Linked DNA regions of Homo sapiens: region 1 is linked to region 2. A link is an interaction called in ENCODE POLR2A ChIA-PET data of the cell type or tissue named here. Cell type or tissue: endothelial cell of umbilical vein. All regions are shown on one strand. Links, peaks and the distances in the headings refer to the core of each region. The heading gives the core; the rest is flanking DNA.

Region 1 (9,704 bases), core at 290-8,289, 58 kb after region 2:
ATATCACACGGATTCTGTTTAGATGAGGTTTAGAACAATTTTTCTTTTTAACAGTTTCTCCTTTTGATTTAGACACTCTCTAAAGATCTGTCCAGATTTAGGTCCATTTCACTGAAATTTTGTACTAAAGTCCACGAATTTTTTTCATTTTTTCTTTGGCAAACAGGTATTTTTGTAAACCCAAGTTTTATTTATTTATTTATTTTGAGATGGAGTTTCGCTCTTGTCATGCAGGCAGGAGTGCAATGCACAATCTTGGCTCACTGCAACCTCCACCTCCTGAGTTCAAGCGATTCTCCTGCCTCAGCCTCCCGTGTAGCTGGGATTACACGCGCCTGCCACCACACCCAGCTAATTTTTTTATTTTTAGTAGAGATGGGATTTTGCCATGTTGGCCAGGCTGGTCTCACACTGCTGACCTCAGGTGATCCACCCATCTCAGCCTCCCATAGTACTGGGACTACAGACGTGAGCCACCGTGTCCAGCCTGTAAAGCAAGAATTTTTAAAGAGCAAAAAGAAAGTGCAGATTTTCTGTCTCCTTACTACAGATGAGAAAATAGTATAAAGCTATCGAGTGTCAACAGTTCTATATTACCCCCGTCCCCACCCCCACTGTACTGCTCCTGAAAGCTAAACAGAAATCCCAAGGAAAGTATACATTCAAGGAACGAAGATAACTTTAGATATGTATTACATGATGCATATACGGGTTTTCAGTGAACTATATGTGATTTCAAACTAAATTAAAAACAAGGCTTTACTATGACATTATGAATGAAAAACAGTTTATTTATAGGATACTTTGACTCTACTCAAAAAGTATGCTTAAACAATCCAACAACTTTAGGAAAGCCAACCGATAAATCTTTGCAATCAGGCAGAAATACTAAGGCATTTAAAAAACATACCCAGACCGCTTTTAACATTTACCCCAGAGATCTCTAGGCTCATCACAGAGGGTAACCACAAAATGCTTAAGCTGCATACAGACATCAGGCAAATGCCACATAACTGCTGGACAGTAAGTTATCACCACAGTAGTTACCAATGTGACAAAGCAGAGGATAAGGAGCATTCAGAGTTGGAAACTACGGTGGAAACGTTTCCATTTATGGCACATTTTCTGATTGGTTTTATAACTCATGTTACTAACTATAGAATCATAGACGAGAAGAATCCCCGGAACCAAGCCTCTTATAAATAAGTCAACTGACCTGAAAAACTTACGACAGAGTGAAAACTAGACCCAACTTCAAACTGAGATAGGATTTTATACTTCACAAAAATTAAAGTTAGTTATTTAGATTTTATTAGAAATAGCTCAGCACGTAAAGTCCTCAAAGGAAACAGACATACAGTCAAAAAAAACCATTACTGCGGGGCGCAGTGGCTCACGCCTGTAATCCCAGCACTTTGGGAGGCCAAGGCAGGCGGATCACGAGGTCAGAGGATCAAGACCATCCTGGCTAACACGGTGAAACCCCGTCTCTACTAAAAACACAAAAAATTAGCCGGGCGTGGTGGTGCGTGCCTGTACTCCCATCTACTAGGCATGCTGAGGCAGGAGAATGGTGTGAACTCGGGACACGGAGCTTGCAGTGAGCCGAGATGGCACCAATGCACTCCAGCCTGGGCAACAGAGCGCGACTCCGTCTCAAAAAACAAAAACCAACAACAACAAAACATTATTAAACTATAATAATGTTTTCTATCAAGACACAAAATATTAAAAGTAGATCAGGAAGGAATAATAAGTCAATTCATTATCAACCTTGTGACTCTTCTGTCCAGCCTCTTCCAGAGGTTCCCTTTACTTTTAAGTGCAATGCAATCTTTAACCTTAACTCTAAAAACTCATTTAGAGTCCTCCAATTTCTTATCAGTTTTCCAATACAGCTCAAGAACTTTTCCATCAGTGAATAAAAGTTGCATTACTTTTCCCTTTCACAGCTTGTTGGCAGGGAATTATTTTAAATGTACAACAAAAATCTATAAATCTGTAGCTTCCAAAAGAGTGTTTGAAAATATATTTTAAATGGCAAAATAATCTCAGTAATCAACAGTAATACTGAAGTAATGTTTGAAAATTACATTTTTAGAAAGTATAAAGTTACATTTATTACAAGTGAAGAAAAAAATTTTTATGAGGGAATGTTTTTAAAAAGGGTTACAAATTCTTTGACACTTCTCCCAATGAGAGGCAGATTTCTGTCAATTCCCCCTCAAATCTGAGGGAGCTTGTGACCACTTTGGTCAACAGAATATGGTGGATGTGGTACTAGATGACTTTCCAGGACAGGTTATAAATGGGTATGCAGCTTCAACTGAGCACAGAGACTTCATGTTAAGAGATATTATAACCCTGAGAATTCCATGCTGAACAGCCATGTGCACACAGTACTTGACGAAGCAACCCAGCCAAGCAAAGCTTTCTAGCCATTCCTTAAAAGCTGCCAGACTTATGGGTGAAGAAACTATCTCACAAATTTGTGTATGGACTCTCCTTCCAGTAACGTAAATTCCAAGAGAGTAGGAATTCGTCTTTGTTTTATTCACTGATGTATCCACACCATTTTAATAGTTTCCTTTTATGTATGCAGTAAGCATTCAATAAAGGTCTGTTAAATAGATATTAGTGATGGTGGCAGTGGCAGGTGGAGAAGGGGATATCCTATTCATGAATAGTTCACAGCAGTAACCATGTGCATGCCTCGCAAAGCAGCCAAAGATTTTCAGAGAGTCTATCTAATTCCAATGAAAAGCCCAGGCTTTTAAAACGGTATTTTACAAAGACTGATGGATCTGACTAAAGAAATTTAAAACTTCTATCATTCAAAAACCATAAAAATTAAAACATAAATAAATAAAAAGCTAGGGAAAACAATTTGCATTTTAATTATGCTTTTAAAATGCAAAAAAACCCTTTCAAATAACTCAAAAAGACACAAAGATTTACAGATTTCTTTATATAAAAAAGTGACAAATAAATACAAAAGAAATACACTACTAAATCAACCAAATAAAATAATCCAAGAATGTCTTTTTTGTTTATTAAATTGGAAATTCTTTAAAAACTACTATCTGTTAGGCTTCAGAACACTGCTGACAAAACAGCAGTTTCATTCTGGAGAACATAACATTTCTCAAAAGCCTTAAAACTGTCATTATCCCATGACCACTCCCCACTACCCCCACCCCAGAAAAAGTCCACATCTAGAAATTTAACCTAAGGTAATAATCTGTGATATGAAGCAAGCTTTACACACAATGTTTTTAAACTCTTAGATAAAAGAGCACTAACTGAGGGTCATGTTCCCGACGTTAGTTTTATTTGCTTGTAGTTGGGTTTTCTTCGGCCTTCACAAGTGTGTCAAAAAAAATTCAGTAAGTTGCCAGCATTTTAAAATCTATTGCACACAAACACAAGATCTGCCAGCACTGGGTCTGCAAGCCTCTTAATGACTATTAGCTAAACAGTAGCCAATCCCTTCAGATGTGGCACATGATACACAGTTCAAAATCATCCCTAATCTGAAAGCTTGGTTCATTTACATTAGATGCTTTATCTTCTAAAGTTATCTCAGTTGGAAGCCCTACACTAGAGATCAAACTTTAAGCATGCAGGGCTTGCTAAACGCTGATTGGTGGGCCCCACCCCCAGAGTTTCCGACTCAGGACATCTGAAATGGGGTCCCAGAATTTACATTTCTAGCAGATTTCTAGGTGATGGTCCAAAGACTACACTTTGATGGTCTAGAGACCACATTTTGATGAACTTTCCTTGCTGAAGCCAGAGAGAGGCCTAGCATCCTTTGAATTACACAATTACAGGATACTTAAACAATATTGGAGATTCCATTAATGGGGGAGGGAGGCAAGGAAGAGTAGAAAAGCCGACGGATAAACAACCAATAGTCAGTGCACTGCTTCCCTCTATCAGAGGTGGAAAACCATTGCCCTACACTAAATTTAAGAATAATCCTAGATTAAGTTGCTAGTCCAAATTTTCTATTCTACATTCTTTCTCATGGGCCTTATCCATTTCTCAAGGTTTAATGACCTCTTCTACACTTCATGGATAAAATAACAGGGGTAAACAAAAATTGTGGTAAAAGATCCCACGTAGCTCCAATATTTTATGACTAACAAATGTGTATCACCAGCCTTAATATTTTCTACTGAATTTGCTTTCTCCAGCTGGATCCTATACATAGCAGCTTTTGCTGAATGCTTCCTTTGTTCCGGGCATTGTGCTACAACATTACATGACTTTTCATCATTTCATCATTATAACAACTCTATGAAACGGTGCCTACTATCCCCATACTACAGATGGAGAAAAAGAGGTCATTTGTCAAGGGGTTAGGTCATTTGTCAGAGAAGCAAGCACAGGTAAAATCTACATCTGTATACGGGTAATCTGGCTCCAGAGTCCTCAATTTTCTTTTTCTTTTTTTTTTTTTTGAGATGGGGAGTCTCGCTCAGTTGCCCAGGCGCAATCTTGGTTCACTGCAACCTCCGCTTCCCAGGTTCAACTGATCTCGTACCTCAGCCTCCCGGGTAGCTGGAATTACAGGTGCACGCCACCACGTCCAGCTAATTTTTGTATTTTTAGTAAAGACGAGGTTTCACCATGTTGGCCAGGCTGCTCTCAAACTCCTGACCTCAAGAGAGCTGCCCACCTCGGCCTCCCAAAGCGCTGGGGATACAGGCGTGAGCCACCACACCCGGCCCAGAGTCCTGAATTTTAACCACTACACTTCATCTAAAATTCAACTTGTACAAATTCCAATCTTTCATCTAAAACTAGCTCTTCCTCTAAACTTGCCTACTGTCAATGTTTTCACCTTCCTGCTCAGGCTGCCAGGCTCCAAATCACTAAGTTCCTACCATAATTAAGTCCTTCTACATTTCACATCTGTCTTTTTCTTTTTATTTCAATTGACCTAAATGTCCTTATTCACCCTTCACCTGGCCTCTAAAATGCCTAGTATTTCTGCTTCTAGTCTTACACCCAACGGTGCTCCTCACTCATTGCCTATGGGTCAAAGGCCAGCTTATTTAACATCAAATTCAATTTAAGACCTTACCTACCTCTTGGATCCATTTCTGTGGTTCCACAAACAGATTAAAAATTATACTTAAAACACACCAACACACATGCAGAGCTTTATTTCTGAAGAAGAAGAGAGAGGGGTGGAAAGGAAAAAACTTAAGAAACAATGTTCAATCTGAAAGTATCACTTCTAAGTGGAAGGCTACAAGGGATAATTAATAGCTACCAAAACTGAACACTGAAACATCACATCCCTCTTTCATGGAGCCATGTAAGTTAAAAAAGAATCTTAAACTGTTGAGGTATATCAACATAGACAAAATCTGAATGCCAAAGTGAGTTTCACTCTAGGATCAGGTTATCTGGCAGCTCCTGAAACAGGACAGTTTCAGGAACCCTGTACAAACCTCAGTGAAATGAAATAACTTCAAGCTGTTTGTTACAGGGGACTCTTGTGTCTTTTAGTCTAAGTAAAAGCAGCAATTTTCTACAATATATTTATATAAGCTGTGCATTTCCATGAAAGAAAGGAGGTCTACTGTGGATATATGCTTGGTATGAAATTATGTCAGAAACAAGTGGGAGCGAGGGGCAAGTCAACATGCTGTCACTAAATAAAAGACAGACCCCCAGAAATGACCTCAACAATCAAAGAAAACATGATAGTGTAAGTTAACATGATTAATTTTTTAAATTAATAGACTATATTTTAAAGTAATTTGAGGTTTAATGAACTGAGTAGACAGCAGAGTACCCATATACCCTCCCTTCCATTTCCTTTGCACATTTATTATACTTAATGAGCCAATACTTGCATATTCTTATTAACCAAAGTCCATTTACATCAAGGTTCGCTTTGTTTTGAATTTTGACAAATGTAAAACATGTACTTACCACGAAATTTTACAATATGCAATACCAAAAAATACAGCTAGATTCAAAGAGAGAATGTTTCAGCATCTCATTATCTTTATCACAGTAACATAAACTGAACTCCGATCTTCTCCCCTGCTCCCACCTAGTTTTCCCAGTCTTCCCATCTCAGTAAAGAGCAATACCTTCCATCCACTTGCTCAGACCAAAAATTCCTTCCTCTTTTATAACCCATACATCCAGCCCATCAGCAAATCCTACCTGCTCTAACTTCAAAATATATCCAGAATTGAACCTTAATTCTCACACTTTACCACCACCACTGGAACCCAAGACACCATTCTCTCACTAGGTTATTATAGTAGCCCCCTAACTCTTTTTTTTTTTTTTGCTTCTGTCCACAAACTAATCAGATCATGTCACTCCTCTACTCAAAGCAGGAACTGGCATTCTACCTTAGAGCAAGAGCTACAATCCTCACAACAGGCCTACTAGGTTCCACACAACCTGTCTCCACCTACCTCAGTTCCCTTTTCTGTCTATGACTTCACCTCCTGTGTCCTCTTCACCACTTGCTGTTGAAGCTACACTGGTTTGCTTGCCGGATTACTTCAGGCAGTCTCTGTCCTTAAAGTTTTGGCACTGGCTGTTCTTTTTGTCCAAAATATCTTCCACAAATGCTCACACAGCTGACTTCACATCCTGACACAAATATCACTTTCATAGTTAGGCCTTTTTCCCTGATGACCCTATTTATCACTGCATTGTTTTCCCCTGTACTCCTTATCCCTCTTACCTGCTTTATTTTTTTCTGCATAGCATTTGCTGCAACCAAATATATATTCTACTTTGTTATTTTATTGACCCCCCCACCCCACTAGAAAATAAATGCAGCAACTGAGGTTTCTGGCCTTAAAAAGCACTTAGTAATTATTTGTTGAATGAATAAACTATGGTGTACAGATTCTCCTCAACTTACAATGGGGGTTTTGTCCCAATAAACCCATCATAATTTGAAAATATCATAAGATGAAAATGCATTTAACGCACCTAACCTACTGAACATCAAAGCTTAGCTGGGCCTACCTTAACGTGCTCAGAACACATACATTATCCTACAGTTGGGCAAAATCATCTAACACAAAGCCTATTTTATAACAAAGCATGAATAACTCATTTACTGAAGACTGTACTGAAAGTGAAAACAACGGCTGTGGGTACTCAAAGTACAGTTTCCAGTTTTCACACGATAATAAAGTTGAAAAACCATAATTTGAACTATAGTAAGTTGGGGACCATCTGTCAAGGTTCCTAAAGGTGACATACAGGTGCTAGCAACTACAGTCTAAAAAAATAAAGCCCCAATTCTCAACAAATCAGTAACTGATTCTGGAAACACAGAAGTTCCTTTGACTCTCTTAAAGGCTTCAAGCCCCTCTATCAGAAAAAAATGTCTACAGTTTGAGGAGACTAGCCTGCTGCCTTCGGGATGTCCCCATCTGTTTTCTAGCCACTAACACAGCCACAAAGCATACCACACTTAGGAACAGATCTATGGGTAGGACACAAGCATATTTAGGCTGCTATCATAAAGATAAAGATGCATTCAGCCATAAATACTTAAACAAGTATTCATACTGGAAATATGAAACACTTTTAATCATATTCCTAACAAAAGTACCACGAGATTAACTGGCTGAGAAATAATGGGGGTGATCTCCTATCGACTACAAAAGTGGGTTAGAAACTGAAGTAATCTAACCTCATCAAGCAAGTAAAGCTTCACTTTACTGCACTTTGCAGATGCTGTTTTAAAAAAAAACAAATTCAATGTTTATGGCAACCCTGCATCAAGCAAGTCTATTAGCGTCATTCTTCCAACAGCGTGCACTCACTTCATGTCCATGTGACACATTTGGGTAATTCTCACAATATTTCAAATGTTTTCATTATCTGTTATGATGATCTGTGATCAGTGATCTCTGACACTGCCATTGTAATTTCTGGAGGTACCACGAACCGCACCCATAAAAGATGGAAAACTTAACTGATAAAAATGTGTGTTCTCACTACTCCACTGAATGGCCATTCCCCTGTCTCTCTCCCTCTCCTCTTGTTTCCCTATTCCCTGAAACACAACAATATTGAAATTAGGCCAATTAGTAACTCCTCAATGGCCTTTAAGTGTTCAAGTGGAAGAGTCTACAGCTCTCGCTTTAAATCAAAAGCTAGAAATAGACACTTGCGGATGTTTTCTGGTAAAATAGCTGAAAGAAAAGAATTTTTTTTAGAGACGGGGCGCAGTGGCTCATGCCTGTAATCCCAACACTTTGGGAGGCGGCGGCAGGCGGATCACCTGAGGTCAAGAGTTTGAGACCAGCCTGGCCAACATGGCGAAACCCCCTCTCTACTAAAAATACAAAAATTATGTGGGTGTGGCATTGCGCACTTGTAGTCCCAGCTACTCAGGAGGCTGAGGCAGGAGAATCACTTGAGCCCGGGAGGCAGAGGTTGCAGTGAGCCAAGATCGTGCCACCACACTCCAGCCTGGGCGGCAGAGCGAGACTCCATCTCAAAAAAGAAAAAGAATATATATTTTTTAAAAGCTAGAAGTGATTAAGCTTCTGAGAAAGGTATGTTGAAAGCCAACATAGGCTGAAAGTAAGGCCTCTTGTACCAGTTAGCAAACTTGTAAATGCAAAAGTTCTTGGAGAAAATTTAAAAAGTGCTACTCCAGTGAACACACAAATCGTAAGCAAGAGAAGCAGCTTTATTGCTGATATGGACAAAGTTTTAGTGGTCTGTATAGATCAAACCAGCCACAACATTCCATTAAACTGAAAGCCTAATCCAGAACAAGACCCTAATCCTCTTCAATTCCATGAAGACTGAGAGAGGTGAGGAAGCTGCAGAAGCAAAGTCTGAAGATGACGGAGGCTGCTTTACGAAGTTTAAGGAAATAAGCCATCTCCAATAACCTAAAAGTGCAAGGTGAAGCAACAAGTGCTGATGGAGAAGCTGTGGCAAGTTATCCAGAAGATCTAGCTAAGATCATCGATGAAGATGGCTCCATTAAACAACATGTCAGCAATGTAGAAAAAACAGCATTCTATTGGAAGACACAATCCAAAACTTTTGTGGCTAGAGAGTAGAAAGGAGAAATCCTGTCTTCAAAGAGAGGAGAATGCTTGACTTCAAAGCTTCAAAGGACAGCCTCTCTTGTTAGGAGCTAATGCAGCTGGTGATTTTAAGGTGAAGGCCAATGCTCCTTGACCATTCTGAAAATCTAAGGCCCTTAAGAATTACACTACATCAGCCAGGTGCAGTGGCTCATGCCTGTAATCCCAGCACTCTGGGAGGCCAAGGAGGGAGAACTGCTTGAGCCCAGTAGTTGGAGACCAGCCTGGGCAACACGGCAAGACCCCGTCTCTATAAAATAAAATAAAAACAAATTATGCTACATTTACTCTGCCTATGCTCTATAAATGAAACAACAAAGCCAGGATGTCAGAACATCTGTTGACAGCATGTTTTACTGAATATTTTAAGTCCACCATTGAGACCTCATGCTCAGAAAGATTCCTTTCAAAATACTGCTGCTCACTGACAATGCACCATTGCCGGAGAGGTCTGAAAGAGATGTACAAGGATATAAATCCTGTTATCATGCCTGTTAACACAACATCCATTGTGCAGCCCACAGATCAAGCAATAATTTCCACTTCTAAGCCTTATAATTTAAAAAATACATTCTGTAAGGCTATAGCTGCCAT
Region 2 (10,034 bases), core at 1,610-9,609:
ATTTTATTTTATTTTTTTGATACAGAGTCTCGCTCTGTTGCCCAGGCTAGAGTGCAATGGTGCGATCTCGGCTCACTGCAACCTCCATCTCCGGGTTCAAGTGATTCTCCTGCCTTAGCCTCCCAAGTAGGTGGGATTACAGGCACCCACCACCAAGCCTGGCTAATTTCTGTATTTTTAGTAGAGACGGGGGTTTCGCCATGCTGGCAAGGTTGGTCTCAAACTCCTGACCTCAGGTAATCCACCCACCTTGGCCTCCCAAAGTGCTAGAATAACAAGTGTGAGCCACCGTGCCTGGCCCCAAATAAAGATTTAAATATAAAAACAAATATTATACTCAAATCTAAAAAAAAAAAAATTGTGAAGCAATATATAGTGGTTAACAGTATGAGCTGTGGAGCCAGACTGCCTGGGTTTGAACCTTGACTCCGCCACTTACTAGCTGTGTGGCCTTAAGACAAGTTACTGTGTCTTCATCTTTACTAACAGGAGAGTACCTGATAGAGTTGTTTTAAAGATAAATAACTCACAACAGTATCTGGCTCTCGACTCTTAATCACTTTTGTAAAACCGTAAGTATAGCTACTGATAGAACATTTACCATCAAACTTGATAGAACATTTACCATCAAAGATCTTGATTTCAAAATTCTAGCTTCTTAACACTGTATAATATGATCATTGATAAGTCACATGACATCCTTAAATTTTCTCACTTGTTAAAAAGGACTAATAATACCAATTTCATGGGAGTGTAGGAAAGATCAAATGACTCTGTAACTGTTAAAACATTACACAAATGTTAGCTAAATTAGTATACCGCATGATTTCTCAACAGCTGGCACTTCTTTGTTGTGGGGCACAGTCCTGTGCACTGTAGATATCTAGCAGCATCTCTGTCCTCATGGTGCATGTGCCTCCCTACTCCCCCAATTTGTGAAAATGAGTAATTACTACAGATATTGCCAAATGTCTCCTGTGAGGACAAAATCACTGAGAACCATGAGGTTCAAATTACGGTCATCCCGTCTAGAAAAATTCAAAGCACAGGCTCCCATTAAATATTAGTGGTGAGTCACAGTAAACATAAGACTCAGTAAAAAAGGAAAACAAAAAAAATAAAAATTAATAGTAAGAACAAAGCTCTCAAAGACTATTGTCAAGAACAAGCCTGAAGAGAGCTTCCCCTACCAAAGATCAGATAACGTTAGCATCATAAAGAAAAGACTACAATGGCTTGAAATACCTCAAATATGTTTCAATCAATGACTCACAGCCCCTTCATGAAAAACTTCAGTGACTGTCCTTAGAGGATAGTAGAAAACTAATTTGTTATTTTGAAAATTGGTAAATAAAAAAAAACAACAAATCATGCTTTCTTCTGTACAAACTGTACCTCAGGGTAAACAAATAGTTGAAAAGGACAATTTTCCCTTTATAAACATATTCTATCTAGCTAATAAAAGAAAAACAGAAATGATACAAGTAGAATATCACCATTCTTCAGCTTCCAATTTAACAATGGGTCCAGGCAATGATCACCAGTGGTTGATAACAAACAGTTTAGTCATTACGTGTCTTCTGATACAAGCATAAGGCGGCCACCTTGTGTTTTCTCACGAAACTAAAACTGGACTTATTCACGTTTCTACTAGTTTTCAAGAAAAACAAGGGACAGAAAAACATCACTGTTTTTTAAATGCACTAAAAATAAGATGGATTAATAAATGGAAGGATGATTGTATGCTAAAATGTTAGTGGTAGAACCTAGGGAGTAGCTACATAGGTGTTCACTGTAAAATTCATTCAACTTCGTATCTGAATAATTTCATAACAAAATTTGGAAAAGAAAACAGTGACACCACAGGACTTCTGCTTCTAGCAGAGTAATAGTGATCAGATTTACCTTTCAGTCATAAACCAGAAAACTGGACAACAGGCAGTATAACACTGAGAAATAAATGGGGTGGTCTCTAAGACTGCCCTGGTTTTCCGTCTGGAAGTACATTCTAGACTGCAGGGCAGGGAGAGGATCTGAAGCAGAGTATAATAGCTTCACTGAGTTGAGGAAGCAAATTCTCACTAGATCAGAATTCAGAGACTAAGGAAACTGAAAATTGCAAGGCAAAATTCTTGAGAGGAGGAAGCTTTACAGAAAAAGAGCCCCAGAAATCTTCATAAGATCCCCCTGAGTGTTTGCTAAATATTAAAAGGTGCATGTAAAGGGTGAAACTATCAGGCCAGGCAAGAGCAACTAGGCAGCTGTGAGCTGAAATGGTTTCCACAGCTAACACAAGCCTGAGAGGCTTTTAAACTGTGACCAGCCAAAGTTGCATAGAGAATTCAAGACAGAAGATCCTGCTTTAGTTGTGGAGCTAGACTACTAAGGTGGCCAACTCCTCACCTGACCTAACAAATGACAAGGAATTTACCTGCCAGCAAAACAAAGCCTCTTTAAAGGAAGATGGCACAATCCACATGCTACAAGCAGGGAAAATTATTAATTGGATTTTCAGCTTAAAACATAAATAAAACATTGTTAGATATGCCAAGAGGCAAGAAAATACTACTATAGGGATAAAATTTTTAAAAGAAAGTAGGCTGTGGGAAACTAAGGTATCAGATAAATGAAGTTTTCTCAACAAATAAATCACCTATATGGATAGCTTGTATCAAACCAACACTCTCACTAATTGGAAAAGCCAGATTTAAAACACACACACACACACACACACACACACACACACTCTCTCTCTCTCTCTCTCTCTCTCTCTCTCTCTCTCTCTCTCTCTCTCAAAACATAAGAAAAATGCTGACATAATGACAATATTGAAAGCTAAGATTCCAGAGAGGAAAAGAACCTGGCCAACATGGCGAAAACCCATCTCTACTAAAAACACAAAAATTAGCTAGGCATGGTGGCACGTGTCTGTAATCTCAGCTACTTGCTGAGGCAGGAGAATCGCTTGAACCTGGGAGATGGAGGTTTCAGTGAGCCAAGGATGTGCCACTGCACTCCAGCCTGGGCAACAGAGCGAGACTCCATCTCGGAAAAAAAAAAAAAGAAAGAAAGAAAAAAAAAAGAGCAGAGCTTTTGGTACTCTTGTAGGGCTGAATGGATAACACTAGAGACTTGAAATGTCAAATTATCAATAAAAAGAGGACAGGGAACTAAGCATGACACACTTCCAAGTACCACCCTCCCAAAGAAAAAGCTGAAGTTGTGAATGGTAGGAGGCTACAAAGCTAAGTGGAAAGTCTCTGAAAAGGGCAGAGATGTTTCTGGCAGTCTCGTGAGGAGACTAGAATTAGATCTCAGGATATGCTAAGAGGAAAGGAGGCTGGGCACAGTGGCTCACACCTGTAATCCCAGCACTTTGGGAGGCTGAGGCGGGCAGACCACCTAAGGTCAGGAGTTCGAAACCAGCTTGGCCAACATGGTGAAACCCCGTCTCTACTAAAAATACAAAAATTAGCTGGGCATGGTAGCACGCGCCTGTAGTCCCAGCTACTTGGAAGGCTGAGGCAGGAAGGAGAATCATATGAACCCGGGAGGCAGACGTTGCAGTGAGCCAAGATCATGCCATTGCACTTCAGCCTGGGTGACAGAGCGAGGCGAGGCTCTGACTCCAAAAAAAAAAAAAAAAAAAAGAGAGAGAGAGAGAGAGAAAAGGAAACTGATCAACACATGTTCTCAGCTGGAACTAAGAGAGAGAAACAGACTGTTATCTTTTTGAGACAGAGTCTAGCTCTGCTGCCCAGACTGGAGTGCAGTAGCTTGATCTTGACTCACTGCAACCTCTGCCTCCCAGCTTCAAACCATTCACCTGCCTCAGCCACCTGTGTAGCTGCCACCACAGCTGGCTTTTTTATTTTTGAGATGAAGAGATTGCACCACTGCACTCCAGCCTGGCGACAGAGCGAGACTCCATCTTGGGGGAGGGGAGGGGGACAAAAAACAAACAACAACAACAAAAAATCAGCCTGTGCAACACAGTGAGACCTGCATCTCAATAAAATAATGAGATAAAATACTTGATACACGAAGAAATTCCCACGTTCCCTTAATTAATACTGCAATGCTATCAATTCTCTTTGAAGGAATTCCCAAGAAATACTCAATTTAATACTTATGAAGGAATTAATACCAAAGTAAAACTCTATTCACCATTTTCTGTTAATCATAGCATATTCGTCCAAAACACTAAAAGAATTCTTTTGGCTCAAGGACAGGTTATAATCATTTGCTTTTGCTTTGCATTTGATATTCGTTATCTAACTCATCCACTGTTAACATGTGGAAAGATTTTCAAAGGTTTGGCAACTCTATCACAATCAAGCATATCCCACAACTGGCTCTTGAAGATCCATCAGAGTGAAGAAACAAAACGTGTAAGCTTCTATTTTATCTCAGTCTTTCAAAATTTATTTTGTATGTGTTTTATAATGTATATATAAAACACCGTCATAACAGTTTAGAGGTAACTGTTCCAAGCACAGAGTGATTTCTGAGTATTCTTTTAGTAGCTTTATGTCCTAAGGTACAATTTTCTACATGGCATGCTTGCTCCTTTCCAAATGTCTAACTAGTATGAAAAAGTTGGTTGGGCCTCCAAGGTCTATTGCACTCTGTCAAGGAAGAACGTATCAAATTATTAACTTTTAATACTGACTCATATTCTAGTTCATTAGTCCTCAACCATGGTGTCATGAAACTGGATTTAAATAGGTGGAATCAAAACTAGGAGGCCTAGAATCATATATTAACACCTTTATTTACCCTGATGTCTACAGGAAACCTGGTCATAGCCATGAGAGAATGCCCTGTACAAAAATGTCACTCTTCAAGTGTGATACAATGGGAAGAAGAGGAGGACTACTCGGAATTCTATGGAAGCCAGCTTTAAAATTTGGCCCAGAGCAATCCCCCCTATGACAACAAGGACTACAAAATTCTAAAATGATGCCAGTACACTGCCAATTTGTTAGGAAATTGCTACTTTTTAAAAAATTGAAAGAAATGCTATTAAGGGCAATAAAAATTTCAAGGGTATGTTAGTAATAAATGTAGCCATTACCTATTCTACTGGTTATTAGTACAAAAAAACCCAGCCTTTTCAACCATTCATTTCCAAACACTGATGGTTTCCACTGCCAGACTATACACAAGTTTCTAATGGTCCACAGTAAATTGAGAATGAGAACAATGCAGTAAATTATTAATAAAACTACATTCTTTTCTTTTTTAAAAAAATACTATTTGTCTTATGGTTTAATTATAAACATAATTTTACTTAAAAAATAAAAAGCAACCTTATTTGAAAATTGGCTGGTACCAATTTTATTTTAATAACTTTATTGATCTGAAATCTTAGTACGTTTAGGTTAAGTTATAAACACCTACTTCACTTAGGCACTGGGCCAGGAAAAGAACATAATGGCATATAAGAACTTTCCACTGGAGTGCTTCTTCATTCACTTAGATAATTACTAACATCCACCATACTAGACCCCTAAAGTGATGAAACACACAATAAATAGCAATATAGGCTATTCAGTAATTACAACTAGTAATTCCGTCATTTTATAATAAAATTATGATTTAGGAAGTACTCCATGTTCTCCATGAGCCTTACTCTGATATTCACTTACCACACCCTAGTGGTTATTCCTTAGATTACATTTAAAATATTCCACATTCAGAGTTGTAGAGGCCTTAGACTATTATCTCCTCCAGGATTACTACTGTTAGTCTGTCTTTCCACCTCCAGTCTCTTGTGCCAATCCATCCCAAACATAATAGTTACAGATTGGCCGGGCGCGGTGGCTCACGCCTGTAATCCCAGCACTTTGGGAGGCCAAGGCGGATGGATCAGCTGAAGTCAGGAGTTCGAGACCAGCCTGGCCAACATGGTGAAACCTTGTCTCTACTAAAAATACAAATATTAGCCAGGCGTCGTCGTGGGTGCCTGTGATCCCAGCTACTCAGGAGGCTGAGGCAGGAAAATTGCTTGAACCCGGGAGGCGGAGGCTGCAGTGAGCTGAGATTGTGCCATTGCACTCCAGCCTGGGTGACAGATCAAGACTCCGACTCAAAAAAAAAAAAAAAAAACAAACAAACAAAAAAAAAAAAAAAACATGTTACAGCAGATTTACCTCCCCCAAAATAGCTTACAACACTTCTCTGCTCAAAAATTTAAAACTTATAGACTGAAACCCAAATCATCAGTTTGGGCATTCAAGGCTTCCTATTTATTTACTGATAGATCTCATTTCTCTTTATTCCCAACGAGTTTAACTTACTGAACACTTTGTTTTAGTCATTGATTTTAAGAAGTACAAGTGATATAACAACAGCTTTTTTTTTTTTTTTTTTTTTTTAGATGGACTCTCACTCTCTCACCAGGCTGGAGTGCTGTGGCGAGATCTCAGCTCACTGCAACCTCTGACTTCTTGGTTCAAGCGATTCTCCTGCCCCAGCCTCTCGAGTAGCTGGGATTACAGGCACGTGCCACCACGCCCAGCTAATTTTTGTATTTTTAGTAGAGATGGGGTTTCATCATGTTGGCCAGGGTGGTCTTGATCTCCTGACCTCATGATCTGCCCCACCTTGGCCTCCCAAAGTGCTGGGATTACAGGCATGAGCCACTGTGCCTGGCCAGCCTTTTTAAGGGCAAAAGAGTTACTGCACTAAACGTGCATCTCAATTTTAAGATATATTCCAGCCATAATTCAACTAAGCTGATAGCCCTTTAAAAACACAGTAATTGGGCTGGGTGTGGTGGCTCACGCCTGTAATCCCAGCACTTTGGGAGGCCGAGGCGGGTGGATCACTTGAGGTCAGGAGTTCGAGACCAGTCTGGCCAACACGGTGAAACCTCATCTCTACTAAAAATACAAAAAATAGCTGGGCGTGGTGGCGTATGCCTGTAACCCCAGCTACTCGGGAGAATGAGGCAGGAGAATCGCTTGAACCCGGGAGGAGGAGGTTGCAGTGAGCCGAGATCGCACCATTGCACTCCAGCCTGAGCAACAGAGCAAGACTCCATCTCAAAGAAAAAACAAAACAAAACAAAACCTCAATGAGTTCCCTCAAGTATGTTTTATTTGGTTCTGGAATGCAGTAGAGATCATTTAAGATGCAGGTAAGGAAAAAATATTAATCACTTGCTTTGTGTGTTCTGTACTCTGTACTCACAATAACTGTGAACTCACTGTCATGTAACAATATTAGAACATAATTTACCTGTTAACTTCTTTGCTGTCATTAGAAAGTAAGCTCCATGAAGATAAGGGCTTTGTTTTCCTTACCAATGCAACCTGGCTGCCCTGAATAATACGGTGGGCATTCAAAAATGCTGTTGAATAAATCTGTCTGGAAAACCGAGCAATTCAAGATGACAGAAGACAAGATGCTTGCTCATCAGCAAATACCACTGAGGTCATGTCATGAGTGAGGAGCCATGTGAGACACAGAAAGCAACCTAGACAGAAGGAATGGGGTGTGTCTCTAACTCTGGAAGAACTCCAGCTTTCTGCTAGATCTAGTACATGGTATATTTCCCAAAGTCAACTAATTTCTCTGTCTTATTTTTCATGCAGCTTACTTTTGTGTCAGGATGATTCTGTTTTAGAAAGTGGCATTGGAACAAAAGGATATTTAGTTTTATGCCTATCTCTTGCCTAAGCTACCTTTTATAATTTTATATGTACATTCAAAACTACATTCGTTCTTAGGCATGGATCAGAAGAAGGTTGGCTACTTCACATATTAAAAAACAAAATCCAGGAGGCCACCACATACTTCAGAAAATTTTTATACGACTCCTGATGTCATGCCATAGTGGCTGGTAAACTGCCAAAACAGAGGAAGGGTGCTTTATTTTCATGAGGTGGCGGTTTTTTTTTTTTTTTTAAAATGTAAAAGCATTCTGTGTTAAATTCATCAAGGAATTGACAAAAAGCTATTTTCCTACACTTGACAGTAATATACTGTTTTCTGACATTCCTGTTATCAACTCCTCTGAAAATCTTTTAGAGATATACGACTATTAGTAAAAAAAAAAAAAAAAAACAAAAAAAAACTGAGACTGAAATGTCAATATGAAAACCCTGCCAAATACCTTATTCTTATCTATTTCTGCTATTTTGATATTTCAGGTAGAGTCCGAGGAATAGACAGGAAGAAATGGTATCGCCTGACAGTCAATTCTACAATTCTTTTCTTTAAAGAGAACATGGCAAACTTACACAGTACAACTGCATACTAGAATAAAACAAGGAAAGTACTGAAAATTCACCATGCAAATACTAATTGTTCCAGCAATTCTCTCATCTCCCTTATTTGTCATTAGCAAATATGTTGCTAGTGGCTCTCTTAAGAAAAATTCCCATTCTCTGCTCTCTTTTACAGCAACATTCTTTGAAAATGTTATCTACAATGGTTCCCTCAATTCCTTCTGTGGCCTTGTCTCCTGAAACCACTCCAACCATGCTTTAATTCACCTTTCTCCCTCTACCAAAACTGCTCACCAATGTCTGCAACAACCCCACCCCACTAAATTCAATGGTCTCAATTCTCAGCCTTCATCTTACTGATCCTGTCTGTAACAACTGACACAGACAATCCCTCCTCCTCCTCCCTCTCCAAAACACTTTCTCCCCTTGCCTTTCACATACCACACTCTCTTGGTTTTTCTTCTACTTTATTCGTCACTCCCTTCCCAATCCTTTCCTCATCTTTCACAGGAATGAGGAGGAATACCTAAGCTCTGGAATACATCAAAGGGCTAATCCATATACCTCTTCTTTATCTGAGCTCTCCAGCACTCTCTATTCCCTCCTCTATTGCATTTCTCTCTCCAGGATTTTTTTTAATTAATTAATTTTTTATTATTATTATACTTTAAGTTTTAGGGTACATGTGCACAACGTGCAGGTTAGTTACATATGTATACGTGTGTTTTTTTTGTTTGTTTTTTTGTTTTTTTAAAAGACAGAGTCTCAATCACTCTGTCATCCAGGCTGGAGTGCAGTGGCACAACCATGGTTCACTGCAGTGTCAACCTGGTGGGCTCAAATGATCCTCCCGCCTCAGCCTCCTGAGCAAATGGACTACACACGCTCGCCCACAGCAGGCTTTTTTTTTTTTTAAAGATATGGGGTCTCACTATGTTGCCCAGACTGGTCTCAAACTCCTGAACGCAAGTGATCCTCCTTCCTCAGCCTCCCAAAGTGCCAGGATTACAGGTATGAGCCACTGTGCCTAGCCTCTCTCCAAGATTTAATGCTATAGGACACACTGCAGAGTTCATTTATTATTTTCTTTCTCTTAACAACTAGAATATTTCATAGGGTAAGCACTTTTGTCTGTTTTGTTTAGTGTTGTATACCCAGTGACTAGACAGATTTAGCTCGTTGCAGGAAGCCAATAAATATTTGTTGAAAGAATGAATGAACAACAACAAAAGTGGTAACAATAACAGCCACTTTGTACGAGGAACTTATCAACCAGACATCCCAATAAGCATGTTACATATATTTCATTGAACCCTCAAACAACCCTATGAGATCTCTGAGGCTTTGGAGAGGAGTGGAAGTCAGGGTGGTTAACATGCACCAAATTACCAAACTACTAAGTGGTAGTACCATGATTCAAACCCAAGGTTATCATCTTCAAAGATAATGCTCTTAATTCCTGCACAGTACCAATTTTACTGGAATATTATTATCTCATTAGTTTTGGAATAAAGGCAACTGCTATTTGAAGAGTCAGCAATCTAAAATTCCCTACAGTTGTGAATTAATCTCCATTTCCTTTGTGAAGACAAACTTTTTTTTAGTAATATCAATTTAAAAACTTTAGTGAAGATTCCTTTTTTTCTCAGGCAGGGTCTCACTCTGTCACCCAAGCTTAAGTACAGTGGCACAAATACAGCTCAAAGCAGCCTCAACCTTATGGGTTCAAGCAATCCTGCCTCGGCCTCCTGAATAGCTGGGACTACAGGTGTGCACCACCATGCTTAATTTTTAAAT

Evidence for each region. ChIA-PET counts read pairs that join two places held together with the same protein. Peaks named below come from ENCODE experiments on the same cell type or tissue, not always from the same donor. Only the 100,000 strongest peaks of a DNase experiment are listed, where the experiment ranks them.
Region 1: POLR2A ChIA-PET joins it to region 2 with 10 read pairs; 12 of 35 experiments call an interaction of 5 or more read pairs at or near these places.

What each region holds. Positions count from the first base shown.
Region 1 is chr17:46,114,872-46,124,575 of GRCh38, forward strand. The region is part of intron 2 of KANSL1 (KAT8 regulatory NSL complex subunit 1); the gene reads right to left. Among named protein-coding and RNA genes, the nearest start is that of KANSL1, 74 kb to the right of the region's middle. In endothelial cell of umbilical vein, for the core only: no CTCF peak of the experiment used is centred there; no DNase peak of the experiment used is centred there.
Region 2 is chr17:46,055,999-46,066,032 of GRCh38, forward strand. All of the region lies in intron 6 of KANSL1 (KAT8 regulatory NSL complex subunit 1), which reads right to left. Among named protein-coding and RNA genes, the nearest start is that of STH, 62 kb to the left of the region's middle. In endothelial cell of umbilical vein, for the core only: no CTCF peak of the experiment used is centred there; a DNase peak (open chromatin) is centred at 5,643; H3K27ac peaks cover 1,068 bases.